Regions from separate parts of the Mus musculus genome. Here region 2 is linked to region 1. The links are chromatin loops, found by intact Hi-C in ENCODE. Cell type or tissue: left cerebral cortex. All regions are shown on one strand. Links, peaks and the distances in the headings refer to the core of each region. The heading gives the core; the rest is flanking DNA.

The links. Peaks named below come from ENCODE experiments on the same cell type or tissue, not always from the same donor. Only the 100,000 strongest peaks of a DNase experiment are listed, where the experiment ranks them.
Region 2: it touches region 1 in a loop (6-fold over the local background); 5 of 42 quality-filtered maps call a loop at or near these places.

The regions. Positions count from the first base shown.
Region 1 is chr13:9,062,153-9,070,615 of GRCm38, reverse strand. All of the region lies in intron 2 of Gm36264 (a long non-coding RNA gene), which reads left to right. Among named protein-coding and RNA genes, the nearest start is that of Gm36264, 10 kb to the left of the region's middle. In left cerebral cortex, for the core only: no CTCF peak of the experiment used is centred there; a DNase peak (open chromatin) is centred at 4,410; H3K4me3 peaks cover 208 bases.
Region 2 is chr13:8,997,993-9,004,796 of GRCm38, reverse strand. It overlaps Gm36264 (a long non-coding RNA gene), which reads left to right. Exons shown (of 5, transcript XR_873116.2): 5 at 2,680-2,845. Among named protein-coding and RNA genes, the nearest start is that of Gtpbp4, 5.4 kb to the right of the region's middle. In left cerebral cortex, for the core only: no CTCF peak of the experiment used is centred there; no DNase peak of the experiment used is centred there.

The DNA.
Region 1 (8,463 bases), core at 2,087-6,086:
CCAGGATCTGGGCTCTCCCCCATCAATCATCAATTAAGAAAATGCCCTACAGGCCTTCCTACAGCCAGATATAAGGGAGGCATTTTCTCAATTGATGCTCCTTCCCTTCAAATGACTCTAGTTTATGTCAAGTTGACACAAAACTAGTCAACATATTTAGAAAATTACAAGAATACAAGTAAAACTGTCTCAGGGTAAAGCCTCAAGGCTCCCTTCTTTCACTAATACTCTCTCTCTTTCTCTCTCTCTCTCTCTCTCTCTCTCCATCTCTGTCTCTCTTTCCCCCTCTGTCTCTGTCTGTCTGTCTGTCTGTCTGTCTCATTTTGTGGTGTGTGTGTGTGTGTGTGTGTGTGTGTGTGTGTAAGGCAACACATTGTGGGTGTCATCCACCTTTTCCTTTTGAGACAGGGTTACTTTAGTAACCTGAAATTTGGCAATAAGAACGACTGTCTGGCCAGTGAGCTCCAGAGACCTGCCTGCCTCTGCTTCAACAATGCTAAGAATATAGGTTCTGGTGAGATAGGTACTCCAGTTTGCAAGACAACCACATTAACAATTGAACTATCTCCTTATGCCTAAACATTGTGAGGGTTTTTTGCATATATAATACAGTAAGGGAAATCACTTTGAATGGAATCATCCAAGTTGATGAAAAAAATACTTATAACATCAGAGCAAAGTTATATTTTTAATTAATTAATTAATTAATTAATTTTACATTCTGATCGCAGCCCCCTTCAGTACTACCCTTACAAATCCTCAGAGGAGAAGTGGAAGCCCTTCTTAGGTTCCACCCCACCCTGAAATATCTAGTCCGAGCAGAACTAAGCACATCTTCTTCCACTGAGGCCCAAATAGGCAGTCCAGTTAGGGGAAGGGAATCCAATGACAGGCAACAAAGTCAGAGACAGCCCCAGCTCCTATTGTTAGGGGACCCACATAAAGACCAAGCTACACATCGACTGCAAATGTGTAGGGGGCCTATGTCCAGCCCCTGCATGATCTCCAGTTAGTGGTTCAGTCTCTGTGAGCCCCCATGAGCCCAGGTTAGTTGACTCTGTAGGTGTTCTGCTGTTCTTGACTCCCCCACCCCACTTGCTCAATTATATCCCCGACTCTTCCACAAGACTCCCCAAGCTCTGCCTGATGTTTGGCTGTGTGTTTCTACATCTGTTTCCATCTGCTGCTGGATGAAGCCTCTCAGGAGACAGTTCCTGACTGTATGTTCCTGGTGTGGTAGGCCTGGTGAAGGTGGGCAAAGAGGTTGCAAAGCTGGTCTGGATGTTAAAATATACTGCATGTTTAGTGCTACCCTGTGGTCCTCCTCAGCAAGTGTGCAATACAAGAAATGTCCTGCTTCTTATCAGAGTATCCAAGGGTCTAAGGTGGCCTGTGTTAGTAGAACTGGGCCAGGCTAGGTGGAAAGAGCACTGTGGAGATCAAAAAATATGAACCAATCTCCTTTCCTGACATTGGCCCCAGACTCTAGTCATCAAAGAGTTCTTCTAGTGCTGAAACTCTCTGCTGCCTGATGACACTCAGCGGAAATCTGGCTTATGGCTAGTATTTGCTAACATCTTATATAATTGGTTAACGCATAGACCATTAATCCTGAATAATTGTATACATAAATATCAGACACGGGTCTCTGCTTGGCCAAACTTCCGTTGACCTTCTGAATTAGCCATGAAGTCTATCTGTGTATTTCTTCATGAAGCACATTTTGAGTAAAGCATGCTATTGAGTCAGTTTAGCGACTATAGCTCAGCATTCTGAACTTCTGTTTATCTACGATAGTATGATCAGCAGCAGCAGCCTCTACCACCCTTAGGTGACATCTATTCCCCTTGATCTGTCTTCAGCAAGATCCTGTCAGGTCAGTTTAGTTAGAACTCCCTTGCCCCCAGTCCTAGAACTTTTCACTCACTGGTCCCCACAAACCTCCTTGGCTATATGTCTCCACTGCCCACGCTATGTTCAGAACTAAGCTCTATGTCTTTCCTCACCAAAAGAGCCCATTTGCAGTAGTCACAATACAAGCAGTCCTATGCCTTGGCAGATGAACATTTTTTGCTCTTTAATACATCCTATATGAGCATGCAGTTTTACTTTGTTAACTTTTGTATTCCAACTTTGAATTCCTCAAACTCTTCTTTTATGACAAATCTTACTGTAGGACAAACCAAGTGATTCCACTACAACATGAAGCATCCGATAAATACAGAGCACTGGACAGAGCAACATACATTATGATAAAGAAAAGTAGAGCTCTGTCACACTCTGAAAAGGCCAAAGAGGATGCCGAGTGTGAAGCAGACACTGAGCTCTATAGCCAGAAAACAGCAAACAACTCACTTTACATCCGTAGGGTTTCTATCACCACCAACAAAAAAAAAAAAAAAAAAAAAAATATCAGTAGGCTTAGCTGGAAATCAGCACTGCCTTTAAGGAATCCCGGTGTTGTGTTCAGAGAGAAAGACAGACCCTCATTCTTTTTTTCTGACAGTTCATAGGCAGGCCCCAGCTCATGACTATAAGAAGAGAAACACCTTAGCCCCCTTGGTTCTTGCTGTTGTGGCTAAAATATATGGTATGTCAAGAGGATCTGTAGTCTCAAGAGAAACAGTTCCTAGATATCTTGAGGTGCCTTTTTCTTTTCCCACCTTCCCCACCTTATGCTACCTAAAGTTTTCCCCTAGGTGTATTGGAAGCCGTGAAAAGGAGAGCCTCCCTGGGTGAGCTCTGTCACAGCTGTAAGAAAACAGCTGCCAAGGAAGCAGAATAGTTACTGAGAAGAAAATTCGACCAAGCTTCAGGTTGCCTGTAAAGCAGCCCAGAGAGTCTCAGAGATGAGCATAGAAAATGAAAACATAATGCCCAAGTCCAGCTCACAAAATGGGAATGTGGAGGACAGGAGATAACTAAGTCAATAAAGAGCTTGCCATGCAAGCATGAAGACAGGAGCTCAATCCCTAGGACCCACTTTTTAAAAGCAGGGTGAACTAGCATGCACCTGTCATTTCATAGGGAAGATAGGACAACAGAAATTAATCCCAGAGGCTTACAGGCTAAGAGGAGCTCCAGGCAAGTGAGAGACCCTGTCTCAAAGAGACAAGATTGACAGCTCTTGAGACATAACAGTGTGTGTGTGTGTGTGTGTGTGTGTGTGTGTGTGTGTGTGTATACAACTTAGAGCTGTTCTCTGGCACACATACACACACTACACATACTGAGAGTGTTGGGGTGGGGGAGGAAGTTCTTTCTCAAGGTCCTTCTTATCCTTCTTTGAGTCACAGTTACTTTTGTCTTTAGGTTCCAGATAATGCTAGTGATATCTGCAGATGATTCTGCAAGAAAGCCTACAGTGGGAAAGAGGGAGCCCTGTTCTGGTTCTTGCCTTGATCATGAACTTTAAGTTGCGTATTCTTTCTGAACCTTGATTTACTCACCTGTAAACTGGGAGTCACTATTCTGAACTGCTAGGTTTTTTTAGCATTAAGGAACTGACTCATGTCACCCACAAAATAGAATAAGCAGGTTTGTTTATTCATCCCAAACAAAACCCTTATCACTGAATTCAACAATCATAATTGATGGTTGCTTGCTATGGTTGATAACAGGAGTCAAGGGGTCAATTGTACTGGCTGGTTTTGCGTGTCAACTTGACACAAGCTGGAGTTATCACAAAGAAAGGAGCTTCAGTTGTGGAAGTGTCTCCATGAGATCCAGCTGTAAGGCATTTTCTCAATTAGTGATCAAGTGGGAGAGGTCCCCTTCTGGGTGGTGCCATCTCTGGGCTGGTAGTCTTGGGTTCTATAAGAAAGCGAACTGAGCAAGCTAGGGGAAACAAGCCAGTAAGTAACATCCCTCCATGGCCTCTGCATCAGCTCCTGCTTCCTGACCTGCTTGAGTTCCAGTCCTGACTTCCTTTGGTGATGAACAGCAGTATGGAAGTGTAAGCTGAATAAACGTTTTCCTCCCCTACTTGCTTCTTGGCCATGATATTTGCGCAGGAATAGAAACCCTGACATATGAATTATGCATCCAAAGATACTTTTAAAAGCCAAAGGATTAACCCTCAGTTGTATTCGGTAAGTCAGCTGGGAATGGAAACACCATTTGTAACCTTATTCTGAACACCACACAGGGATTAGCTTTAAAGGAGGAATTCTTTGTAATATGAGGACCCTGAGCAGCATGTCTGAACAGATGCCTCTGAAATACCTCCCTCCTGAGAGACAGAAACTGACAGCGGAGAACTCAGGGAGAAAGCATCAATTCATAATCAAGGTCCTTCCATTTATAACAGGCTGCATTCAACACCACTGAAAATACTTCTATACAGGGCTGTCTCGTGCAATCTTCTGCCTTGAGCCATTTATTCCTGGAGGGTTGTGACTCACCAGCTGGTGGAAATACTGCTACCGTGGATTTCTGTGACAGCTACGCTTCCTTCGGGGACATTTCATTTAATTATAGCACAATAGTAGCATTGCATATATTCTTCTGGAGCAGATGCACTTAGATTTTTACTGTCAATGGAAACTGCTTGGAGAAAATGTGTGGTGTTTGCTTACAGAGTTTTGCAGCTATAGACCAAACACCACTGCTATTTAAAGCCTCGAAACTTAGCTCCATTGTAAGCCCTCCTCTACTTTCTCTTAGCTATTGATACAGCTTTCTATCCAGAGCAGAAAGGAACCCAAAAGATACTTCACCATGCCGGCAGTTCATGAGAGTGAAGCATGGTGTAAATTGCTGGCTGTGGAATTCCACCTGGAGATGGTTATTTTCATCAAAAAGAAAGAATATAAACGGGAAGCAGACTTTTGACTCAGGCACGAGCCAGAGACACTCTCCTTATACTCTAAGATCTAGCATTATCTTTGTTCTTGCTTCATCTATTTATAGTTTCATCGTGGCCTTCAGTTGCTGTATGGACCCAGCAGCAAGAAATTCTCAAAACAGACTAGAACGAAGAAAAATAAATGGAACTGCAGTAACAGAGCCACACAACTGTCCAGGAACTTCACACCAGCCATGGAGCCGAGAGCCTCATTTCTCATGTGTAAAATCAAATAGATTTTTAAGGATGTCTAAGTAAGGAGAAATAACAGCATGAAACAGAACCACTGGGAAAAGTAGGATAAATCAACCCCAGATATAGTGGTGCTAACTTAGAAAAGAGACAAGAGCTTTAAACAATGTTAAAAACAATAGTGTAATCAGAGAGACTCAAGAAAGTGTTGAATTTGACAGAAGGAGATGCCAGAGTGGAAGAGATAGACAGTTTCTAGTTGCCAGGTGTTGTAATTTGTATATGCATGCCCATGGAAGTAGAAAGACATGGAGCAACCTCATTGTCGCTCCTCCGTGGGTCTCACTGGCTTAGAGCTCAGCACATAGGGCAGAAGGGCTGGCTAGCAAGCCCTAGAAGCTCACCTGCCTCCACCTTTCCAGCACTGGGATACAAGGAACTGCCACCATGTCCAGATTTTAAAACCCAAGTTCTGGGGGTCAAACTAAAGCCCTCATGTTTTACAGAGCAAGCACTTTACAAACTAACCTATCTCCCCAGTTAAGCCATTGCCCTTTCAAAAGTACATTTTATTTTTATTTCTATTTTTATATTTTTGCTGCCCAAGAAACATAAATCTTTTATCTGTTGCCTGGGATGGGTAGTTTATATCTTCTAACTTCATGGCTCCTAAAGAACATTTCTAGGCTGCTTGACTTCAAAATTTGCCTAACTTATGACTTCTTCTTTAAGTTGTAATAGACAAAGAAAATATTATTTTGACAGTTGGAATAACTTGAAACTGCAGAAAATTCAGTGATGCATATATACATATACATATACATATATATAATGTATATACATATATTCACTTAAATGTATATGTATATGTATGTGCATGTATATATATATATATATATATATACATGTATATTCCTGTGAGAGAGAGAGAGAGAGAGACTGAAAGAGAGAGAGGAAAGTGTGTGTTCCTTTGAAACCCCTAGCAAAATGAAAATGCATGCAGCTACTTTTAAGCTTGGACCTCTGTTTCTCTATCTTAATCCCACTAGCTGCCGACTGCCTGAGAATTCTCTCCCCATGTTGTCCTTCAAATATCCATCCCTCACTTTGTATACACTGGTGCCTGCCAAGCAGCACTTGGAGGAAAGGAGAAAGTACACACTACTCTGCAGGAGAGGAGGCTCTGAGCCAGGTTTCTGGTCTATCCACCAAACTGGCACCTTCTTTGTAGAGCTGTTCCAGGAGCTGACTCAGACAGCCTTTCTACTCCCCAACTGTTAATGACCCCATGAACTCTGATGGATTAAATCAAATTATACAGGTACCAAACCCTCCAGCTAGGTATAATGGCAGCTTGGAGTTTGCCGTGTACCACAAACTACAAACTACATAGTTATGTTAGCAGAGTACTTATCGGCTCCCATCTGTGTGCCCAAGGCTACACCTACATCCAGGAGGCTCAAGCAGCAGAGTCTTTATATGGGCAGGTAAAGACTGCCCAAGTCTCTACCTTATAATTTTGTTCAGTCTAAACTCAGCAGGTTCCAACCAGAATGTTCCTTCCTTGGGTCTGTGAGGCACAAGACTCCAGGCTGCCATCCTCTTTGGCTAAGCTCACAGGCCCACTAGCCAATAGGAAGGTCTCCTCTGAGGCCAGGGTGGAGGATGGTCTTGAAGGCAAGGAAAAGGAGAAGAAAACTTTCTAGGTGACTGTTATTTGGGAGGGAAACAAGGAAGGTCCTAGAACGCAGCTGCGAGGCACACACACAGAAGAGCTAATGTTTTCTGGCTCCTGCCTTTACGGTTTTGGTCTAGAGTAAAGCCTGAGACACTGCCTAGGTTGTGTTGCCTTATCCTCTGTTGTTTCTTGATGAGGATAACTCCAAGTTAGAATTGAACTAAAGCCTAAAATCCTAAACCTTAGCAACTCTTCCCCTATCATAAGTATTTCTGACAAAGGGAGAACGGTTGTCGGTCCTCTCAGGGAGTCTGAGACAGTGTGTGGTCCTTCTCCAGTTCATTTTCCAGTCTTACACACTCCACTCTTCTGTTCAGATCCTCTTGGGTTCTGACATCAACATTCTGACTAGTGCTTCTCCAGGCATGCCGCTCTGCCTCTCTGCAAGGTTTTACTATACAGCTCAAGCCAGCCTCCAAGGTGCTATCCTCCTGCCTAAGTTTTCTGAATACTGAGACTGTACCTGATTTGGATTCTCCTTCTCCTTTCCCTTTGTTTCTTGTCTACTCCCTGCCCCCTTTATCCTCTTTCTGCTCCCATTACTTTCCCTTATCCACTCTCCAGTGTTTCTCTATGTTGCCCAGGCTGGCCTCGAACTCATAATCCTCCTGTTTTAGCCTCTCAAATGCCAGGATTACAAGCTCACACCACCATACTTGGCTCAGTACCTAATTTCTCTGCATATAGAAGTCATGCATCCATGGTCTTTGGCCACTAAGATGGAAGCTGTAGACAAGGCCAAAGTAAAAAATAAACACTTCCCATATTCCCACCACCAGGAAATAACAGCTTGTCTGTATATGCACTTCTAATACTCCATATGTGATCATAAAGAGGTATTATGATGCATGAATAAGGTTTTGTAGAGTAGCTTTTCCCTTCTTTATGTGAAACTCACCATTTTGTATCCCTAAATATACTGAGTGGGCAAGGGTCTGCATGAACTATACTTCAGTAAACAATTCTTATCAGATGCTAGCATTTTTTTTCCCCAACCATTTTAACCATTGAAATTGATGCTTTGATGAGTGTCCTTGTAAATACACCTTTGTGCACACTCATAATTACTTTTACAAGAAACATTCCTGGGAGTCAAATTACTAGGTTATAAGTTATGCAGCCAATGCGATTGGTGTGTCTCCACTGGCATACTTTAGCAAAGTTGCACTAATTAAGAGCTCACCAATCTTGAAAGTAGCTGTTTCCTTGAAGCTCCCACCTTCAACCCCAAGCACAGTGCGATCGTGCTGCTTTGTTTCCATGAACTGAAAAGGAAAAGCGAGCCGGGTGTGGTGGCACACGCCTTTAATCCTGGCACTTGGGAGGCAGAGGCAGGCAGATTTCTGAGTTCGAGGCCAGCCTGGTCTACAGAGTGAGTTCCAGGCCAGCCAGGGCTACCCAGAGAAACTCTGTCTCAAAAAACCAAAAACAAAAGGAAAGGAAAAGCATCTCACTGCCTACTCGTCTGTTTTGCCTATTTTCCTGTTGGAGTCGATATTTTTATTTTGTTTCAAGTTCTTTGTACATAGAAATATTTAAAATGTGGCAAATGGTAGATGATGGAGTCATTGTTCAAAACGCAGGAATAGTCAGTTGTTAAAGGCAACTGGAGTGACAGCTCCGTGCCAGTGCTCGAGCTCCTGGGAAGCTGTCTTTCCAGTTCTGAAATTATAAGTTATTCACGCTC
Region 2 (6,804 bases), core at 1,317-5,316, 65 kb after region 1:
AGCAGAACATACACTCTAAACAGTCATGGAATTCCAAAGATGACTGGATGACACTCTTGGATGAGGGGTGACTTTAATATCAGCCATCAATACTCTCCATGAATAATGGAATTACTGTGGCTTCCTTGTTGGACTCTGACCTATCCTGCAGCTACACTTCAACCAACCTTACAGACCTGGGAAGAGATGAGATAGGCAGTGGGTAAGGGCACTTGCCATGGAGCCTGAGAACTTGAGTATGAGCTCAGGAACCCACATAGTGGGTGGACACCAGTAAATTGTCCTCTCACTTCCATATGCCTAACCCCCCCAATATAAATAAATGTAGTTTAAATTAAGAAAAAATTTACAAACCTTGCACAAATCTAGTGTATTAGTTTAAAAATATCAAGCCATATATGGTGATATATGTCTTTAATGCCAGCACTTGCGAGGTAGAAGCAGAAACACGCCTGTGAGTCAGAAGCCAGACTGGTCTACATGGCCAGTTCCAGGTCATCAGGGTTATACAGTGAGACTCTGCCTCAAAAATAAATGAATAGATAGATAAATAGATAGATAGATGGATAGATAGATAGATAGATGGATAGATAGATAGATAGATAGATAGATAGATAGATAGATAAAAGGAATAAAGTAAAGAAAAGAAAACAAATGTAGCCTTTAGTCCCAGCACATGGGAGGCATAGATAGACAAATCTCAGAATCATGGCCAGCCTGGGCTACACAAGAGCTACAGACCAAGTTCTAGGACAGCCAGGGCTATACAGAGAAACTATCTCGAAACAAACAAACAAGCAAATATATTGCCTAATATTCTTTGGGTATAATTTCAATCTGTTTCCATTATTAAAGAAAAACTATGACTAACCACTCTTTTTTTTTCAGTGAGTTCTCTTCATAACTAAATATTTTGACATTGAAAGACCTACATTGTGTAGACTCAGCTTACAGCCCTAGTTGACAACTTGAGGTATCAATTTATGCTAAGAGGCCATGGGTCAAGAGTCAGAAAATGGTTTTGTGGTAGAAAGTTAGATGTGCACAGCTGTAGGCGAATGAGGTGTCATCCTGCCTGCTCCATGGGCTCCTGCATTTTTACTTCAGCATAAACTGTGGATCAGGAATTAGTATTCTGAGCACTGCCTCATCGGAGGGGTGTCTGACCACTGGGATTCAAGCTGCAGTCCCTGACTCTGAGGTCCTGCATCTCTTTCCTCACTTCTAGGGAGCAAAGATTTACATGTTTCTGGGCTGGAGCAAGCCCCAGTTGTCATTCGGCTGGAAGGCCAGTGTGGTTTTCTCCTGTGAGAGAGTTTGGAAATCTGACCTATTTCAGAGCTATGAGCAGGGGAATCAACAGCCTTGTGATTCAGTGAAGCATCCTGATGAATAAAGAGGCCACAGACCCCAAATGTTTGCTCCTCAAGTGTACTGGGAACTTACTCCAGTTTTCAGTCAACAGAGTTCCAGCCATTGAACATTCTCAGAGCAGCGAAGCTTTGCTTTGAGAAATGGAAAAAGATACAGTCCCTGCCCTTGAAGACCTGGCTATTGCTTTTAGAAATAAGGAGAGTTTCTAGACATCAAAAAAGCAGCATGTGATTTACAACAAGTAACTTGTCAAAGCACAGTTCCTAAGGAGATCCATGGAAATAACATGCACACACATTAAGTTTCTCCTAATACTTCTGAAAGGACAGCTACCTATGGCTAATCCCCCCACAAAAGCGCCTTTTAGGTAAGAAGTTTGCTTACATTTCCCTGGCACAGCATCTATTCCAAGATGCACTTTTCATCAATCAGAATTACAGATAGAAAACAGAGAACAAGTCTACAAAATAGAGGCCTGAAAAATGAGCCTCCTCCCTTTTAAAACCATGATACCTTTTTCAGGCAGAAGTTTGGCAGAATGCCCTTGAAAATGACCTTTTACTATAGCCAAAGCTGACTCTCCTCTGTACTAAGGCACTGTTTGGACTTTACTGCTGTGAACAGACACCATGACCAAGGCAATCCTTATAAAAACAACATTTAATTGGGGCTGGCTTACAGGTTCAGAGGTTCAGTCTATTATCATCAAGGCAGGAGCAAGGCAGTGTCCAGGCAGGCATGGCGCAGCAGGAGTTGAGTGTTTTACATCTTCATCCAAAGGCAAACAGGAAAAGACTAGCTTCCAGGCAGCTAGGAAGAGGGTCTTAAAGCCCACACCCACAGTGACACACCTACTCCAAGGATACACCTCCAAATAATGCCATTCCCTGAACAAAAAATATTCAAACCACAACACATACACACTCTCTTAGCTCTGGTAACTGAATCTCTTTGTAATGAAATGGAGGCTCAACAATGCAACTCCTGCTGCTGGTGGCTCTCTCAGTTCTTTTAACAGGCCTTCAGCAGTTTGGTTTTACTGGAGAAGGTGACCAGTGGTGTGTTCACCTTGGATAAGGATGATCAGTATGTTTCATGGTAAAATGTGCTCTCAAACATCTGAGACACACATCTGCCCTTAGGAAGCTAAATGAATACAGGCGAATCATGAGAGGGGTAGATGGAATGGTGATTCTTACCAATAGGCAGGCGGTGTATGCCATATGGTATACTGTGCTGAGGTGACCCTCAGCATTGGTGCTCTAATTCTGGCTCATGATGAGTCATCATGTTTGTGTCTTTTAGGGATCCTCTGCAGGTGAACCACTTCAGAGAAGATATAGCTGCTGGTAAATGGCTTTGGTTTCCAGACACAATTTTCCAACTTCACATTCACAGATAAACAAAACAGAAGTGATGGTTTGTATATGCTTGGCCCAGGGAGTGACACTATTAGGAGGTGTTGGAGTATGTGTGTCACTGTGGGTGTGGGCTTAAGACCTTCACCCTAGCTGCCTGGAAGTCAGTATTCTGCTAGAAGCTTTCAGATGAAGATGTAGAACTTTCAGCTCCTCCTGCACGATGCCAGCCAGAATCCCAACATGTTCCACCTTGATGATAATGGACTGAACCTCTGAACCTGTAAGCCAGCCCCAATTAAATGTTGTCCTTATAAGAGTTGTCTTGGTCATGGTGTCTGTTCACAGCAGTAAAACCCTAACTAAGACAGAGGAAATGTGTTTGGTTTTGTTGTTGTTGTTGTTGTTGTTTTTGTTTTTTGTTTTTTCGAGACAGGGTTTCCCTGTATAGCTCTGGCTGTCCTGGAGCTCACTCTGTAGACCAGGCTGGCCTCAAACTCAGAAAGCCGCCTGCCTCTGCCTCCCGAGTGCTGGGATTAAAGGCGTGCGCCACCACTGTCCAGCTTGAGGAGATGTTTTATTTCTTCTTTTCCTGTGGTAGTTCTTATCCCTAGAAATTAACACAGAATCCAGGTTCTTCTTTTTTTTTTTTTTTTTGGTTTTTCAGGACAGGGCCTGCCCCTGCTTCTCAAGTGCTGGGATTAAAGGTGTGTGCCACCATGCTGGCTAGAATCCAGGTTCTTTATGACTATATCTTACTGAACCAGATCTGTATGGAAATAACTGAAATAATGAGGGCTTTTTCAAGAGTTAAGAATTATATTAAGATGTTAAGGATAGGAACTGGAGAGATGGCTCAGTGGGTAAGAGCACTGACTGCTCTTACAAAGGTCCTGAGTTCAAATCCCAGCAACCACATGGTGGCTCACAACCACCTGCAATGAGATCTGATGCCTTCTTCTGGAGTGTCTGAAGACAGCTATAGTGTACTTACATATAACAAATAAATAAATCTTTTAAAAAAAAGATTATAAGGATAAGAAGACAGACCCAAGTCTCAAAACTACATAATTCAGGATAGGGTTTGGCGATATTTGTGGGCTAAAGGGGGTAATTTAAGGCATGGAAAGAGTTGATTGGAGGCAAAGTAACCACGTGTAATTAAACTTTATGGCATATATTCAGAAAATTACAGTGTTCATATGATTTGAAGGTAAAGTTTTGGTCTCCTAACCCCAAAAGGCCAACCACTGGACATTTGTGCAGTAAAGACTTTCTGAACTCACCAGGTAGTGATGGTATACACCTTAACCCCAGCACTTGGGAGGCACAAACAGGTGGATCTCTGAGTTTGAGGTCTATAGAGAGAGTTCTAGGACATCCAGGGATACAACACAGAGAAATCCTGCCTTGAAAAACAAAAACAAACAAATTTACTGAATTAAACAAAAGTAGTGTTAAAGTCCCTGAAAAGTAACCTAGGTAGCACCCATTCTCATTGAGGGCATCTAATGAAAAGCTGGTGGGATACTCATATCATAGTGCTTAGTTACATGACCTTCCAAAGTCAGCTAAAAGCAAAATACTTGAAAGCAAATAGGGCTAGAAGGTTTATTTATTCCCTAGTCTACAAGCAATTTAAGAGATTATTGGTATTCATATAGGAAGAATTCTTAAAAGAAATTTGGCATTTAGTACATGATGACCCAAAGGAATTTCAGAATTACATTTTATGACTAATGGTGACTACACTGTCCCCCAACTCATGCTTTGCGTTTGTGTTCATGTATTTCTTACCTACCATAAATAATCCTTTGAGGGTATTTGTTGTCCCCCATATTGCCAAAGAGAAAACTAAAGATCAAAGGAATTAAGTACTATCTTCTGACTCACACAGTTTGTAAACTGGAGTTGGAGCCATAACTTAGAGCTTTTGACTCTATGCCTTTAATGCTTACACTCTCGAGGCAGAGGCAGGTGTATGTCTGAGTTTGAGACCAGCCTGATCTACATCGTGGGTTCCAGGACAGTCAGAGTTATATAGAAAACCTGTCTCAAAAAATCTCAAACAAACAAAGAAACAAATAAATGTAATTTTAATTCTTGGGTAAAAGAGTAAAAAAAATTGTGATGTTAGCTTTTTATTGGATTGGTTTATGAAACTCTTTCACATTTATTTTCTGACATGAACTTCAGTCTGTTTTCTCTTTGTCAAGGATAATCCATGTTTCTTTTCATGAGTGAGTCCTTTTCTGAATGGACAAGTGACCTGCAAGTGCAATCACATATGACATTTCATAGTATGTAATAACTTCTGTCCCTTATGCATGTTGTGTATATAAATGACTGTGCTTATGAGATAGCTGTAAGTTCAGCTGGCTTCCTCCAGGTCTGCCCCGCCCGCCCGCCCGCCCGCCCGCCACTTAGAGCTGTGCGATTCTGGATATGAAGTATGTCAGATCAGATCAGAAGGTTGCTGGTTGTTGAGGACTTTTTTCTTTTCTTCCTCTTTTCTTCTTCCTTCCTTCCTTCCTCCCCCCCCCCCCCCAAAGAAAGGGTTCGTCTGTGTAGCCTTGGTTGTCCTGAAACTTGATCTGTAGACCAGGCTGGCCTTGAACTCAGAGACCCACCTGCCTCTTGAGTGCTGGGATTAAAGGTGAAACCATGGCTGGCTATTTCTGGGATTTTAAAAAAATATTAAACTGTAAATAACTAAGTTAATATAAATACTAAGGTCATATAAATGTAAGATATTTTTCAATTACTTCCCTTAGATTAAGTGCTGAAGAAAGAATGGCTTCCCATCAGAAGCAAATAATGTATTATCTAAACGATGGTAAAAGAAAAAGGACTGGGGGGTGGAGCTCAGTGGAGGAGTGCTTGCCTAGTTCAATCTCCAGCACTTTACAAGAAAAACAAATTAGTTTAGCCAAGTGTGGTGGTGTCTCATATCTATATACCCAACAACACCCAGGAGGCTGAGGCAGGAGAATCACCACAAATTTCAGGAATTTTATTATATAGTGAGTTCCAGACCATCTTAGGCTACAAGCTGAGCTCCAGATAAGCTTGGGTTAAACAATGAGTCTCAAACCAGTCTGGGCTACAGAGCAAGACTTCATCTCAAAACAAAAGAAAACCAAAATCCCAAAACAACTTTTTTAAAAAAAAGGGTCCAACAACAAAAAAGAAGTTGGTTCTATAATAGTTTGGGGAAAGCCAGGAGTTTGAGAAAATACAGGACCTGAATAAAGGAACAATGGGGAAATAGCTTTGCTCATTTCAGATTTGTTGGACAGAGCCTTCCTGGGTAGTATGTGATTACAGCCAGTAAATTCTAGTAATCTTGGAGGTTTCATTTAGAATAATCAAAGCATGCTTATTTAACTTGCTGACACAATAATGAGCAGTAATGCTAAGATAACAAATGGCAATGTGCTTCAAATTGATTTTTAATACTGGAACGATGGGAACATGATAGACATTTTCATGAAGAAGAGCAGGACTTGTTAAAAGATCTGAAAAGTGAGAGAGCACACACAATGACTTAGAAGCAGTATGTCAAAGCAGGTTTTGTAGGAGCCAAGCCACATGTTCAAGGCTTTTTATATAATTCTTATATATCTTATATAATTTTATATAATTTCTACATATAACAAAATTGTATAGTTTTGTTTCCTCACCAAATATTATAAGGTTTTTGTAGGAGCTAAGTGAGTTAATTTGGGGTCAACTGCTTTGAACACTGCTTGAGCTATAGTCAGCCCTATTTAAGGTTTAACACCATATGGGATTCTTGAGTTACCTGAGAGTGAAAATTTTATCAATTGTCCAAGTGCTTCATCCTTATCCACTTCCTCCTATTTGAGCTGGGCTCCAAGGACTGAGTCTCCTTGGTGAATACCTGGATTCTGCTAACCCACTGTGTGGGACCACATACAGCTCTTTTGCCTTATTCCATAATTTTCCTTCTCTGCTCCTGTTCCTGGGATTCATCATCAGTAGGGCCACTCTTCTTATGACCTCACCTCTGCCCCTGAGGCCTCATCTACTAACTTTGTTTCAAGGTCTT